2 separate regions of the Homo sapiens genome follow, and region 1 is linked to region 2. A link is an interaction called in ENCODE POLR2A ChIA-PET data of the cell type or tissue named here. Cell type or tissue: MCF 10A. All regions are shown on one strand. Links, peaks and the distances in the headings refer to the core of each region. The heading gives the core; the rest is flanking DNA. Region 1 overlaps TIAM2 (TIAM Rac1 associated GEF 2). Region 2 overlaps TIAM2 (TIAM Rac1 associated GEF 2).

Region 1 (8,334 bases), core at 163-8,162, 60 kb before region 2:
TGTTCTCTATTTGACCAAGCAGCAAAAACAAAGCCCAAAATATAACATCACAGTGAATAGTCCTTGGTTAAAATAATTTAGCTTGTAGAGGTTGACCTCATAAATGAGATTAAAAGCTTTCTCAAGCACATGTTAGCAGGGGCAAGAGGTCCCCCTCTGAGGGATAAGGCAGGGCTTCTGAAAGGGAGGAGGACTGGCTGAGATGGGGAGGCTCCCCTCTGGCCGTGCTCACTGCTGGACACGAAGCCACAGACACGGGAAGCAGAGGGGTGAGGCCTTAATAGTGACTTTTTGTTCCTTTAAAAAAAAAAAAAAAAGTTTATTTGTAATTGTGGTCAAACATGGATAACATAACATTTTCCATCTTACCATTTATTTATTTATTTATTTATTTGAGACAGAGTTTTGTTCTTCTTGCCCAGGCGGGAGTGCAGTGGCACAATCTCGGCTCACTGCAACCTCCGCCTCCTGGGTTCAAGCGATTCTCCTACCTCAGCCTCCTGAGTAACTGGGATTACAGGCACGCACCACCACGCCCAGCTAATTTTGTATTTTTAGTAGAGACAGGGTTTCTCCATGTTGGTCAGACTGTTCTCAAACTCCCGACCTCAGGTGATCTGCTCACCTCAGCCTCCCAAAGCGCGGGGATTACAGGCGTGAGCCACCGCGCCTGGCCCATCTTACCCATTTTTAAATGTACAGGGCAGCAGTAAGTACACTGTTGTACAACCGTCACCGACATCCATCTTCAGAACTCTTTCCATCTTGCAGAACAGAAACTCTGCACCCATTAAACAGCAATTCCCCGGTCCCACAGCCCCTGGCAACTGTCATTCTACTTTCTGCCTCTATGAATTTGAGGACTCTAGATACCGCATATAAGTGAAAGCATTTGTCTTTTTGCAACTGGCTTATTTCACTTAGTATAATGCCCTCAAGTTTCATCCACGTGGTAGCAGATGTCAGAATTTCCTTCCTTGTTAAGGCTGAATAGCATTCTATTACATGTGCATGCCACATTTTGTTTATTCATTCATCCCATGGAGAGACACTTGGGTTGCTTCCACCTCTTGGCTATTATGAATAATGCTGCTATGACCATGGGTGTTTAACTAGCTCTTCCAGACCCTGCTTTCAATTCTTTATGATATATACCCAGAAGTGGAAATGCAATAGCATTAGGTTATTCTATTTTTATTTTATTTTTAGAAAATAAACTATTTATTGTCATAAGCACACCACTTAGGTTATTCTATTTGTAATTCTTTTTTTTTTCTCTCTTTTTTTGGAGACAGAGTCTTGCTCTGTCGTCCAGGCTGGAGTGCAGTGGCACAATCTCGGCTCACTGCAACCTCCGCCTCCCAGGTCCAAGTGACTCCCCTGCCTCAGCCTCTCAAGTAGCTGTGATTATAGGCGCGCACCATTGCACCAGATAATTTTTCTGATTTTAGTAGAGACAGGGCTTCACCGTGTTGGCCAGGCTGGTCTCGAACTTCCGGCCTTAAGTGATCCACCCACCTCAGCCTCCCAAAGTGCTGGGATAACAGGCGTGAGCCACCGCGCCCAGCCCTATTTTTAATTCTTTACAGAACCGCCATACTGTTTTCCGCAACAGCTGCACCATTTTACATGCTCACCAACAGTGCAGCAGAGTTCCAATTCCTCCACATCCTCACCCATGCTTGTTATTTTCTGTTTTTCGACAGCAGTTATCCTAATGGACATAAGCAGTATCTCATTATGGGTTTCATTTGCATTTCTCTAATGATAAGTGATATTGAGCCATCTTTTTCATGTGCTTATTGGCTACTGTATATCTTCTTAGGAGGGTTCAATGGCACCTTTTATTTTTTTTGAGACAGAGTCTCACTCTGTTACCCAGGCTGGAGTGCAGCGGTACAATCTCGACTCACTGCAACCTGTGCCTCCCGGGTTCAAGTGATTCCCCTGCCTCAGCTTCCTGAGCATCTGGGATTACAAGTGCCCGCCACCACACCCAGCTAATTTTTGTATTTTTAGTAGAGACGGGGTTTCACCATGTTAGCCAGGCTGGTCTCGAACTCTCAGGTGATCCACCTGCCTCGGCCTCCCAAAGTGCTGGGATTACAAGCATGAGGCACCACACCCGGCCTCAGTGGTGACTGTTACAGTTAGTGGGAGGAGAAGCAAGACACTGGAGCTAGGTTCCTCTAACAAAGACAAAGACAAATCTCCTGCCTGAGTCTATCCACGCAGATACATTTTAAATTAAAAAAAAAAAAAAAAGTCAAATAGATTTTCCACTTGGCCATTGGCAGGAAATCCAATAGCTCAGCCTCTAATTAATGAGGACTGAGAAGGTGGCTGCTATACTGCCGGCACCCTACCTTTTAGTAGGCAGCTGTGTCACACGTCTAAAAAGGGGATAGCAACTGCTAGACTTGCCACTAGAACCTGGCCCCATCTCACACATGGGGCTGGACCACAAGAACCCCACCTTTTAAAAGTCCAAAACCAGCTGGGTGTGGTGGCTCATGCCTGTAATCCCAGCACTTTGGGAGGCCAAGGCAGGGCAGATCACCTGAGGTCGGGAGTTCGAGACCAGCCTGATCAACATGGAGAAACCCCGTCTCTACTAAAACTATAAAATTAGCCAGGCATGGTGGTGCATGCCTGTAATCCCAGCTACTCAGGAGGCTGAGGCAAGAGAATCACTTAAACGCCAGAGGCAGAGGTTGCGGTGAGCCGAGATTGTGCCGTTGCACTCCAGCCTGGGCAACAAGAGCGAAACTCAGTCTCAAAAGAGAAAAAAAAAGTTCAAAACCTGGCTGGGCATGGTGGCTCAAGCCTGTAATCCCAGCACTTTGGGAATCCGAGGCAGATGGAGCACTTAAGCCCAGGAGGTCAAGACCAGCCTGGCCAAAATGGTGAAACTCCATCTCTACTAAAACTACAAAAAAATTAGCTGAGTGTGAGGGCACACACCTGTAATCCCAGCTACTTGGGAGGCTGAGGTGGGAGAATTGCTTGAATCGGGAGGCAGAGGTTGCAGTGAGCTGAGATCAAGCCACTGGACTCCAGCCTGGGTGACAGACGCAGCAAGACTGTCAACTCTGTCTCAAAAATGATGATGATAATAATAAATAAACAAATAAATAAAGTTCAAAGCCTGAGCTGTTGAACCTTAGCTACCCTTTCATTTTTTAACTGAGGGAACTACAAATGGCCAGAGAAGCTCCTGGCTGCTGCCACTCAGACTGTCACAGTGAGTGGATCAGAGTGAGCCTTCATTTGTTTCCTTTTGTAAAGACCAAGGTCCAGCGAAGACACTGGAGGCGAAAGGCTCCCGGCCGCTCACTCCTCAACCACCTCTCTTTGTCAGCCCTCCCGAGCTGCAGCACACACAGCACAGGCCCTGAGCTCGCCAAAACCAGCGGACAAAACTGCGATTGAGTGGCCGACTGTGTCAGCCACTCACAGACACACAAAGAGGCCAGAATTCAAAGCCGCAGAATCACTCCCAGGTGGAAGTTTCTGCCCCAGCGGCAGGTTAGAACCTAAGCTCATCTTACTACTTTTGCAATTAAATAGCTTAATTTTTTTATTTCATGGGATATTTCTAAAAACACAGGAGACCCCCATCCTCTACTGGATGCTGTGCACTCAAGGCCTAGCACCTGGAGGCTCATATAAGCACTCAATAGACACCTGTGGGACCAAATGACAGCAATTCATGTGCTACACAGTTGATGCGGACCCCAGACCAAGGGCGGGAATCCTCCTTACTGGGTATGACAGAAAGACTGGTATATCAACTCACGAGGATACATTTCCATAATTAAGATAGAGAAAAGCAAACAGGGAGTGACAGAAATATAGAACAAAGTGCATTTTCACATATGCATAATGCTGACCAAATGTGCAATGTTGGGTCAATCCTGGCAGGGAAGAAAAAAAAAAACAGCCTTAAACAGTAGGAGGAAGAATTTATCCAATATTTATGAGAAATTTATTGACAGGAAGGATACTCCCTGAGGGAAGCTAAGTAATTATTGTCCCTGAGGAATTTGACAAATTGAACAGATATTTTTCTGTCATGCTTCAGCTATGATTTTTGTCTGGAAGCAAGGGAATATTTAAGGCAAATGTTCAGTAACCTCTGGCCCCCTGACTCCTTTACTAAAGGAATTTTATGATATTCAAGTTTAAAAACTATTTTAGTTAATAGAAAGGGGGCTGAAAAAAATTTAAAAAACAACAGATTTCATTCATGTAAACTCTTCAAAAAAAAAAAAAAGTACTTTAAAAGGGCCTGGTGTTTACAAATAGCAAAAGTATGTATACGTACAGTCACCCGCAGCAACCCCTGTGAAGGTTTTCTAACCTGCAGGAAGAGATATGAAGTATAATAACGTGTGGCGAGGCCCAGGGCTGGTAGAGACGTAATTTAAGTGAAGTCACTCTGGAATAATGTGGCACCAAGAATGTGTATAGTTAGCAAACATTTTATGCTGTGTACAAACTTTTTTATAATTATTTTTTATTTACGGGACAATTATAATAAATATTGGAATTTTAAAAAACTTATCACAATGACATGGACCTAGAACAAAAAAAAAAAATCCTACCATCCATTCTCCATTCCCTCCCAATCCCCAAAATCCTACCTTCCATTCTCCATTCCTTCCCAATCCCCAAAATCCTGCCTTCCATTCTCCATTCCCTCCTAATCCCCAAAATCCTACCTTCCATTCTGCATTCCCTCCCAATCCCCAAAATCCTACCTTCCATTCTCCATTCCCTCCCAATCCCCAAAATCCTACCTTCCATTCTGCATTCCCTCCCAGTCCCCATTCACATGAGTATGCTCTGTAGCTTTTTAAGCTAAAATTACCAAGAGTGGAAGTTTTTCTTTCTTAAAAGTGTGATCAGTAACCACTCCAGAAGCGTGCAGCAATGTGGAGGAATGTCCTAAGTATGCCATCACAATCCCAACAGCCACTGTCATCTACTGAGTCCCGGGGAAAAACAGCTTTCAGGAGGAAATTCGAGATTTACCTTTTCTTCATTTGCCTTTAGCCTGGGCTTGATTGGATGAGTCAGATTCCCAAATTCTCTAGTTCCATGTAGTGTGGCATTTACAGCAAAGAAAACTAGAATCGTCTGCCTCTGCTTTGTCTCTGGACTGAGGCCCTGAGCTGGCTGCCCAGATGGAGCAACTGAAGGGGAATAGGAGGAAACCCTCCGGGTGGGCAGATGGTGCTGAGCAGAGGCCTGCGAGGAGGGCGGGGGCTGGATCGGGGACAGCAAACAGAACGGAGCCACTGCAAAAAAGGAGATCTACAGCTGGCCAAGACCGTGAGAGGAAGCGCAAGTGCTACTACCAGGAGATACCAACAGGCTTCACGTCGCTCCAGAGAGATTCTTATACTAAACTAGGACCCTCATCCTAGTCCCAGGCAAATACTTCAGATAGTGACAAGAGCCAGATAACAAAAGGGCTAGCCATCATTAACCATAGCAATATCTACTTGGTTTTCTTTATTTGGGGAGGGTCGGGGACAGCTTTAACCACTAAGGAGAGGAGTCTCCGTAAATTCTAGTCTGGTTTGTGTCAGCGAACTCGGGTTAAGCCCTGCTTCTGTCTCTCAAACAGCATGTGAGACTTTGGGCAAACTGCTCAAGCTTTCTGAATTTCTTTTTCCTCATTTGCAACTTGAGGATAAAAATATCTGCACTACTACCTCACAGACTGAGAATCAAGTGTGGAAACATATGTGAAACCATCTAAAATACTGGGAAATGCAACAGAGTACTATTATTAATTTGTAGTTATAAGTCTAATTTTGTATGTTATGATATCAGATCTCATAATAACTGCTGTTTCAGGTCTGTCATTACCTACTCATTATTCAATAATGCAACACAAAGTATTATTAAATTTTAGCTTTAAGTCTGATTTTGTATATTATGATATTAGATCTTATTAAAACTGTCATTTCAGATCTTTCATTATCTATTATTAAATTAAATATTATATATAGATAAATTTAGAATCTTCTAGGTTTTAGCATTTCATTTTGATCAATTCCTCCAAATTATTACAGCATATAAAACTACCTAATTTGCAAGCAGTCTATCAAATGTAAAGAAAACCAGTGACACAAGCCATACACTCTCATTAGTAGATAACTCACGTTAGGAAATGTAAGAAAATAACCTGAATGCGCATTGAACTGGTACAACCTTAAAGCAGTCATTCTCAACTACAGTGATTTTGTCCCCCAAGGGACATTTGGCATGTCTGGGAATATTTTTGGTTGTCACAACTGGGGTCTGCTACTGTCACCTAGTGGGTTAAGGCTAGGGGGATACTACTGAACCCCGTACAACATACAGGACAGTTCGCCACAACAAATAATTAATTATCTGGCCTAATATGTCAGTAGTTCCAAAGCTGAGAAATCCTGCCCTGAAGTTTTATTATTGTCTCTATCACTGAAAATATTAAAACTCAGGACAAATGTGCCTAAAAATCTAAAACAAAAGCATTCACCTCTACCAGGGATCCAAACTTACTAATAAACTCTGTAAATACTGCCAGAATCTGTTTCTCTCATCCTGAGTCAATGAACTACACTCAGAATGCATGAATTGAATACCAAGACTTGAAGGAGCTCATTTCTAATCACAAGAAGACTTGAACCCAATTTATATAAAGAGGCAGGCAAAAGGAACATCTGGTCCCCATAGGAATAATGCTTAGGAAGAGTAATCCTTACAAAAAAAGTGAGCAGAAAGCAAGCTGCTGTGAAGGGCCTCAGAAGCTAAGCTTTCATTGTTGGGCCTCACTGGTCGTCTTTGAATTCAGCGGGACTCCTTCCAAATGCATATTAACAGATGAATGGATAGACCCATCTGCGGCAAGGAATGCCCTCCGAGCAGGATCTCCGCTGACAAGCATGGCTGGTATTCAACAAGCGGGAAAGTCATAAATTCCACAGAGACAATAGCTCAGCTTTTTGTCCAGTTCATCACCTTAGTAAGTCAATTTATCACAAGGAGGATCTCCACACTCACACCTGTTTTAGAAAACATCCCAACATCTGCAGCATGGCTTACAGAAGGCTGATCAAGCCGTGGGTCGTGGCCCATTGTTGGGTTATGAAATCCATTCGATGAATTGATACCAGTATTTTTAAATGAATACAAGAGAACAAAATAGAGCAGAAGAGAGACTAGCAGAACGGAAAATAGACGAGTGAATCCCAGTAAGAGTAAAATTTGTTTCATGAAACTAAATTCTTGTGTGTGCTTGTGTGTTTGTCCATATACTGGGTTGTGAAGTAAAATTATGTCTTCTTGAGTCACGATTAAAAAAGAAATGTTTTAAAAACTGACTTATAAAACCACAAGAGGTAGTTTTGCCAGAATGGTACATCCACTCTAAGAAAATCCAAGGAGAGCCAAGCTCCGACGAGTCCCAAAACATTCGAAAAGTCATTGTTGGCTGGACGTGGTGGCTCACGCCTGTAATCCCAACATTTTGGAAGGCCAAGGCAGGCAGATCACTTGAGGACAGGAGTTTGAGACCAGCCTGGCCAACATGGTGATACCCATCTCTACCAAAAATACAAAAATTAGCCGGTCACAGTGGCTCATGCCTGTAATCCCAGCTATTCGAGAGGCTGAGGCATGAGAATCACTTGAACCTGGGAGGCAGAGGTTACAGTGAGTGGAGATTGCATCACTGCGCTCCAGCCTGAGTGAAGAAGAGATTCTCACTCAAAAAAAAAAGAAAAGAAGAGTCAGGGCCAGGTGCAGTGGCTCACGCCTGTAATCCCAGGACTTTGGGAGGCCGAGGCTGGTGGATCACATGAAGTCAGGAGTCTGAGACCAGCCTGGCCAACACAGTGAAACCCTGTCTCTACTAAAAATACAAAAATTAGCCGGGCGTGGTGGCAGGCACCTGTAATCCCAGCTACTCGGGAGGCTGGAGCAGGAGAATCTCTTAAACCCAGGAGGCGGAGGTTGTAGTGAGCCGAGATCGCGCCACTGCACTCCAGCCTGAGCAACAGAGCAAGACTCCGTCAAAAAAAAAAAAGAAAGGGAAAGGAATGGAAGGGAAGGGAAGTCATTGTCCAAGGCAAACACTTCAGATACAGACAGTAAGTACAAGATTTTTTTTTTTTTTAAAGATGGCCCATCATTAATGTGCAATCTGGACACCACAGATTAGGTCCATGGGCTTCATCCTTTTGCACTGCACAAATTAAAAAAAAAAGCACACACATTCACTGGACATTCAACTTCTTGGTAGGAAAGTTAGGAACAACCCAATAAGGAAGATAACCC
Region 2 (8,334 bases), core at 69-8,068:
GACATGTGAGTTCCGACTCTAATAAAAGGCTGAAGGTGGTAACTTAAGTATAACCAACATATTATGGGAGTTGGGTGGAGAGAGAGGACGCTTGGGGTGAGAAAGGTTCTAGGTAGGAGGGACAGTCACAAAAGCTTCCCCTCCACAGCCCACCAATGAAAAGAAAACTAATATGCTCTGTGCCATCCCAGAATGAGCTCCCCCACAGCCAGACTGGGTCTTCAGGATCCTGCTGAGTCTGGGGTCCTACGATCCTGCGGCTGTACCACAAAGACCCTCTTCAAGGTCTTTAATGTAACCCTGCAAATCCAGCAGGCTGGGAAGACTGCAAATAGAAATATTTGTAAAGAACTTGTCATCGTCTCAGCTCTCTGGAAGACCGAAGCGGGCAGATCACTAGAGGTCAGGAGTTTGAGACCAGTCTGGCTAATATAGCAAAACCCTGTCTCTATTAAAAATACAAAAAATTAGCCAGGCGTGATGGTAGGTGCCTGTAATCCCAGCTATTCAGGAGGCTGAGGCAGGAGAATCGCTTGAACCTGGGAGGCAGAGGTTGCAGTGAGCCAAGATCGCACCACTGCACTCCAGCCTGGGCGACAGAGCGAGACTCAGTCTCAAAAAAACAAACAAACAAACAAACTTGTAATCAACAAATCTTTCCTTCAACATAGCAGTTAGCTATCAGGAAGGTATGCCAAAAAAATTATATATATACACACACCAAAAGAATTTTAAGTTTGTTGTTAAAATCTGGGCTTGCTTCCCAGTTCTAAGGATGAAAACTAAAGGAAAATCAGAGCCAAACAGGAAAGACACACCAGAAATATGATGCAGAAAGACCATAAAATTGTTGAAGTCCATCCACCAAAAGCGGCTTCCGGCTGGCCCCTCTGAAAGTTTGTACGAACACACATAACCTCCACATGCTAGAAGCAACTCTTCCCAGCGGTGACACGGTACAGGCAGAACCACACAGATGTGTGTCTGTCCACGCTCCAGGACTTCACAGACTCACATGTAATGTGATGTAAACAATGAACAAGGAAACAAAATGTAAATACACAAGAGCCTGACAGAGATGAGCAAAATTAGAAATGGTGAAGAGTCTTCATTGTGAGGCTGAAAGTGGAGATGGAAGTGGAGGCTTCAAAAAGAAATGTCTGGGCCAGGCACGGTGGCTCATGCCTGTAATCCCAGCCCTTTGGGAGGCCAAAGGCCCTTTGGGAACAGGAAAATTGAGAAGGGGACAAGAGCGGCCGTCTCAGTGGAGAAGGCCCAGGACCAATTTAGCTGGCGGAGAAACAGCCCATTTTTCCGGGAAGGCTTCAGAGTGGAGTTAGAGTTTCAAAAGTTAAATGCTACTCATTCTAACAAACAAAAGCAGGCCCTTCAGGTATGCATCAAATACCTTTATACCTCCAAATACCTCCAAATACTAATACTGGATCAGCATACAACTTGGGAGTTACTAACAGAAATCAGCAGCACAACCGGCTTCCCAGCAGGCTTGAACAGTGCTCCTGCCCAGATTTCCAACCAGGGACACCATGCTGAAAAGGAGCAGTTTCTCTTGTGCACTGTCATTATTTTTATTCACATGTAAAATCACTTTTTTGGTGGGGAGAGACAGTCTTATTCTGTTGCCCAAGCTGGAGTGCAGTGGCGCACTCTGGGCTCACTGCAACCTCCACTTCCCAGGTTTAGGCTCATGCCTCAGCCTCCCATGGAGCTGGCACTACAGTCACCACCACACCTGGCTAATTTTCGTATTTTTAGTAGAGACGGGGTTTTGCCACGTTGGCCAGGCTGGTCTCGAACTCCTGAGCTCAGGCAATCCACCCACCTCCGCCTCCCAAAGTGCTGGGATTACAGGCATGAGCCACTGCGCTGGACCTAAAATCATATTTTTTAAAACTTGAAATCCTTGTATCTAAAAAAAAACACAGTTGAAATTACAAAAAGGAAGTTATCCTTTTGTATTAAGAAAAACAGTTATTTTTCTTTTAGAAATAAAATGATCACATGGGGCAGGAAGAAAGGAAATGCACGATGACTTCCACAGGATTATTTTTAGTTAAATTTGCATTACTTAAATATAAGCACAACTAGAAATCAATGGTTTCACACTGTATATATGGCCGGGTATGGTGGCTCACGCCTGTAATCCCAGCACTTTGGGAGGCCGAGGTGGGCAGATCACCCGAGGTTAGCAGTTTGAGACCAGCCTGGCCAACACGGTGAAACCCCATCTCTACTAAGAGTACAAAAATCAGCCGGGCGTGGTGTCGGGTGCCTGTAGTCCCAGCTACTCAGGAAGCTGAGGCAGGAGAACCTTGAAACCGGGAGGTGGAGGTTGCAGTGAGCTGAGATTGCACCACTGCACTCCAGCCTGGGAGACAAAAGCAAGACTATCTCAACAATGACAACAAAAAATACTGTATATAGGAACAAACTTAATTTTGCCGATATCCTCCTCTGGGGAAGAGGAGAGGAGAGAGGAGGGGAGAAAGGAAGGGAAAAGGGTGGACAAAAGGAGTGGGGAGAAAACTACAGGCGATGAGGAGGGAAGGGAAAGGGAGAGAGATGAGATGTTTGTCCTCAATGCAGCAGTAACTAGAGCTGGGAATAAATATGCGGCCTGAAAGAAGGATGCCTTGTTCTTTTCAATATGCATGCACACAAGTTATTAGTCAAACAAGCCATGGAGCATAATTATGTAATCCAGCTTTAAAGTTCCAACCTTGTCAACCCTCCACCTGGAATTACTCAAAAGCATTTTGCCCTCATTGAGAAACCAAGTCTCTGCCACAGCCATAAAATCCCAGAGCAAGACACCTCCTGTGGTGCCGGGTGGCTCTCACACTTCTCATGCTTCTGGGCCAAACCAAAAAGTTCTGGGAAGGCCAAATTCCAGCTCAAACTATATTCACAATTCACAATTAAGGCATAGGCAAGCTGGATACATAAACCCAGATACACCAGCGTTTTGATTTTTTAGCCACGTTTATGAGATTGTGTGCTTTTCTTTGAGTGATGTCATTTTTCATGTTCTAGAGCTGTAAAAGCTAGGCTCCAAGTTTCATGTTTAGTTCTTAAATATAAGATACTGTATTATTTTATTCTAATGCTCACCAACAACATCCAAATTCCTACACTGGCATAGGAAATCTGGTAGGTAATCAACAAATCAGCAAAGGGTAAAAAGAAGCCAAGTAGGAATTTACAGGTAAATGTGTAGATTGTCAATAAAACTCTATATCAACTTAATCATTCAAAATTATCAAGAGAAAACTATCAGTTTTCAAAGCTGTAAGACATCTAGCCTTTACATATGATGCATATGCTGGTCTATCCTCTGTCCTAAGCTTCCCCATGGTCTTCCATGGGATAGTCATACGGGACTCCATATAAATATTTGGCTACATCTATCCATCCTTTCATGCTACATAATTTCTGCTTTCTTCTTTTTTTTAATCCAAGGCTATTATTGAGCTTCACTATCTTACATCCACATGCACATTGTTTATTTTTTAATTCAGTTATAATATACATGGGATAAAGTGCACAAGTCTTAACAGTTCCATAACTTTTTTTTTTTTTTTTTTTTTGAGACAGAGTCTCACTCTGTTGCCCAGACTGGAGTACAGTGATGCAATCTTGGCTCACTTAAACCTCCACCTCCTGGGTTCAAGAGATTCTCCTGCCTCAGCCTCCCAAATTGCTGGGACAGCAGGCATGTACCACCACGCCCAGCTAATTTTTGTATTTTTAGTAGAGACGGGGTTTCACCATGTTGGCCAGGATGGTCTTGACCTCTTGACCTTGTGATCCGCCCACCTCGGCCTTCCAAAGTGCTGGGATTACAGACATGAGCCACCATGCCTGGCCAACTTTTTACAAATGTGTATATACTCATGTAACTATCACCCAGATAAAGCTATACTGCAGGAAATATACACACATAATTGTACGTGTTCATATTTACATGGACACACATACCCACACACGCACAACATGTACTCTCCATCCCTGGGATTGCATGAAAGCTGTGGTGTACACACAGGGAAGAGGTCTACCACAATATGATCAACTGCTAAAACACTGCTTTTTAGTTGATTGTGGAAAAAAATAAAGTATTTAAAGTATCATTTAAACTTTGTTGCAGAGATCTTGTTACTGCATTTCTAAGTCTTGACTCACTACCCTGTTTGTGAAATCATGTTGCCTTGCCACTAAATCTGAACCAGTTATTTTCTTAAAAAAAAAATGACAAGTCACATACTAGGAGAAAATATCTGCAAATCGCATATCCAATAAAGAACTTATTCCCAAAACATATGTAAAGAATAGTTGTTAAACCTCAACAATAAGAAAACCAACAACCCAGTTTTTTAATTGGCAAAAGATCTGAACAGACACTTCATCAGAGAAGACATACTGTTGGCAAATAAGCACATGAAAAGGTGCTCAATGTCATTAGTCATTAAGGAAATGCAAATTAAAACCACAAGGAGAGGCCAGGCATGGTGGCTCACGCCTGTAATCCCAGCACTTTGGGAGGCTGAGGCGGGTGGATCACATGAAGTCAGGAGTTCAAGACCAGCCTGACCAACATGGTGAAACCCCGTCTCAACTAAAAACACAAAATTAGCTGGGCATGGTGGGTACCTGTAATCCCAACTACTCGGGAGGCTGAGGCAGGAGAATCGCATGAACTCAGGTGTAGGAGGTTGCAGTGGGCCGAGATCACGCCATTGCACTCTAGCCTGGGCAACAAGAGCAAGACTCCGTCTCAAAAAAAAAGAAAAGAAAAAGAAAAGAAAAAAAAGAAACCACTAGGAGATATTACTATACACTTACTAGAATGATAAAACAAAAATAATAAAATAAAATAAACTGGTAACTCCAAAAGCTGGTGAGGATATGGAGCAACAGATGTGAATACAAAATAATACAGTCACTTTGGAAAACAGTTTAGCAGTGTCTTATAAAGCTAAAACATACTCCTACCATACAACCTAACAATTCTACTCCTAGGTATTTACCCAAGTGAATTAAAAAGATTATACTTGTGCAAAAACCTGCACACAATTGTTTATAGCAGCTTTATTCATAGTTGCCAAAAATTGGAAGCAACCAAAATGATCTTCAGCGATCAAATGGTTAACAAAGAGTGACTGCATACATACAATGGAATACTATTCAGCAATGAAAAAGAGCAGTCTACTGATTCACCCAGTAACCCAGATAAATCTTCAATCCCTTTTCCTAAGTGGGGGGTGGTGCGCGGGGGCGGTGGGGGGGCGAGATGCAGGGGCGGTGGCGAGGGTAAGCCAGACCAGAAAAAGGCTACATACTTTATAACTCCATTTAAGAGACACTCCAGAAAAGACACAATTCTAGGGACAAAAATCAGTGAGGGAACTACACAAAGGAATTTTTTGAAGGATAGAACTGTTCAGTACAGCACTGTGGTGGTGGCTATACGACTCCATGCATTTGTGAAAAACCCATAAAACTGTACACCACAAAAAGTGAATTAAACTGTCATACAAATTTTTTTAAAAAATCAATCCTAGACTCTCTGGGATGTCAGGGACCCTCAGGATAGAACGCAAACTGTCAGCATGGCAAGTAACTTCGCTGGAAATATATGACACAACTTCACTACAGTAGGTAGGGAAAAGGAGCTGATCTAAATAACTCTGGAACCCACTATTCAGACTGGACACTGTAAGCTAAAAATGAAAAAACACAAACTACACAAACACTGCCCTGTAGACGGTAAATTTATTGCATCAGAGGTACAAGCTGGAAATTCCAAAGCTGCTTTACATGTATAGTAGGGATGAGCACATTTATAATAAATCGTAAACAACGCGACTCAAGATTTTCACTGTCAGAAAAAGAAGTTATAAATACGAAAAGCGGGAAGGCTAAACTAACTCTGGTACTGGATTCAAGTTGCAGATGTAAGTAGAAGCTCATATTGGTTTTAATATATATATAGGTAAATGGATACAAAAAATACAGATACATGTGTGTATCTAGAGATACATGTGTGTATTTAGAGATAGCAGTATGAACTCATGTTTAATATATATATGTACAGATAGATACAGAAATATAAAGTCTAGTCAGTGATATCATTATGAACATGTTTATTTTGATTGAGAGATAGACACACAGATATAAATGTGTGTACACATGGATTAGTATGCATACAAAAACTTCCTAGCTCTATTCATTGAGAGGGCCTAGAAGACGTAGTAACACTCCAATAGCAACGGGCACACCTGGCACCCAGAACTTGGTTTCTAAATATCATTCTCCAGTGAAAGGAACCAGGGCTCCTTGGAGAAATGGCTGATTCTGGAACTGGAATAGAGAAAATTGAAGATGAACCAGGTACCTGTAGTACCAGGACACTAAAAGAACACAAGAGCTAGCCCAAAAGTGCTTTTGTGGGATTTTGTTTTGGTTTGGTTTGGTTTTTGAGACAGTTTTGCTCTTGTCGCCCATGCTGGAGCGCAATGGCACGATCTCGGCTCACTGCAACCTCCTCCTCCTGGGATCAAGTGATTCTCCTGCCTCAGCCTCCCAAGTAGCTGGGGTAACAGGCATGCGCCACCACACCCAGCTAATTTTGTATTTTTAGTAGAGACAGGGTTTCACCATGTTGGTCAGGCTGGTCTCGAACTCCTGACCTCATGTGATCCACCCACCTCGGCCTCCCAAAGTACGGGGATTACAGGCATGAGCCACTGCACCTAGCTCCCCAAAAGGGCTTTCAATCACCAAAGCTGGAGTAACTGGAGCAACATAATAATGATAGTATTGAGTTCTAACTCAAAGAATAAAATAATGGCTATGACTCCATACTTATATAAGTAAATAGCTGAATAAAAAAGTAATTGAGGGAGAAGAAACAATCTTTATGGCAAAAGAATTCCAATTATTAAATGGTTTTTTATTTGTTTGTTTTTTGAGACGGAGTTTCGCTCTTGTTGCCTAGACTGGAGTGCAATGGCGTGATCTCGGCTCACCGCAAACTCTGCCTCCCAGATTCAGGCAATTCTCCTGCCTCAGCCTCCTGAGTAGCTGGAATTACAGGCACGTGCCACCACGCCCGCTAATTTTGTATTTTTAGTAGAGACGGGGTTTCTCCACGTTGGTCAGGCTGGTCTCGAACTCCCAACCTCAGGTGATTTGCCCACCTCGGCCTCCCAAAGTGCTGGGATTACAGGCGTAAGCACCGCACCCAGCCTATTAAATGTATTAATAGAAGGAATGGAGGAAAGAGAAAGTCATCATTAAAACAGCACAGCCATAATTGCCGCAGTCTAATGAATAATAAAGGTAGTAGGCAGCGGGTGAAACTTTAAGGAGAAACAAGATATTTACAATGCAGTATATCTGTATGTCTCCCAAAATCTGCTGAACACTATGTTAGTTTTCAGATATGACCACAAATTATTTCACACTGCTCCCTCCAGAATTTGGAGCTAAATACTCTCCACTTGAGTGTGAGCTGGACTTGGTAACTTGCTTCTAATGAATAGAGAAAACAAAAAATAGTGACTTGACTATGGCTGACACCAAGCAGGCTGACACCACACTAACCAACTGATCAAGGTTAATGTCACCAGTAGTAAGTCGTGTTAATATCATGTGCCCCTACCATGTGCAAGGAGAGGGGCTTATCACCTTTATGATATTCTGTCCAAAATCCATAACCTTAATTTAATCTGATAAAACATCAAACACAAATAGAGGCTGGGTGTGGTGGCTCTCATCTGTAATCCCAACACTTTGGGAGGCCGGGCTGGGTGGATCACCTGAGGTCAGGAGTTCAAGATTACCCTGGCCAACATGGCGAAACCCGATCTCGGCTAAAAAAAAATTTGCTGGCTGTGGTGGCACCTGTAATCCCAGCAACTTGGGAGGCTGAGGCAGGAGAATCGCTTGAACCTGGGAGGCGGAGGTCCCAGTCAGATGAGATCGTGCCACTGCACTCCAGCCTGGGCAACAGAGTGAGACTCTGTCTCAAAAACATACACGCGCACACACACACACACACACACACACACACACAGACACACACACAGAAAGGGACATTCCACTAAATTCCCGATCATTAATCATCAAAAGTGTCAAGGTCATGAAAGACAAAGAAGAAACAAGAAATGGTCACAGGAGGATACTAAGGAAATACAACTAACTGCAATGTAGAATCACAGACTGAATCTTAGAACAGAAAACCTACATTAGTGGAAAAACTGGGGAAAGTCCAAATAGTATGGGGCTTAGTTAATATTATTGTATCAATGTTAA

What was found. ChIA-PET counts read pairs that join two places held together with the same protein. Peaks named below come from ENCODE experiments on the same cell type or tissue, not always from the same donor. Only the 100,000 strongest peaks of a DNase experiment are listed, where the experiment ranks them.
Region 1: POLR2A ChIA-PET joins it to region 2 with 5 read pairs; 5 of 35 experiments call an interaction of 5 or more read pairs at or near these places.

The regions. Positions count from the first base shown.
Region 1 is chr6:155,118,792-155,127,125 of GRCh38, reverse strand. All of the region lies in intron 2 of TIAM2 (TIAM Rac1 associated GEF 2), which reads right to left. Among named protein-coding and RNA genes, the nearest start is that of TIAM2, 130 kb to the right of the region's middle. RefSeq lists enhancers at 1-146, 6,601-7,383, 7,384-8,165. In MCF 10A, for the core only: no CTCF peak of the experiment used is centred there; no DNase peak of the experiment used is centred there.
Region 2 is chr6:155,059,056-155,067,389 of GRCh38, reverse strand. The region is part of intron 1 of TIAM2 (TIAM Rac1 associated GEF 2); the gene reads right to left. Among named protein-coding and RNA genes, the nearest start is that of TIAM2, 68 kb to the right of the region's middle. In MCF 10A, for the core only: no CTCF peak of the experiment used is centred there; a DNase peak (open chromatin) is centred at 4,199.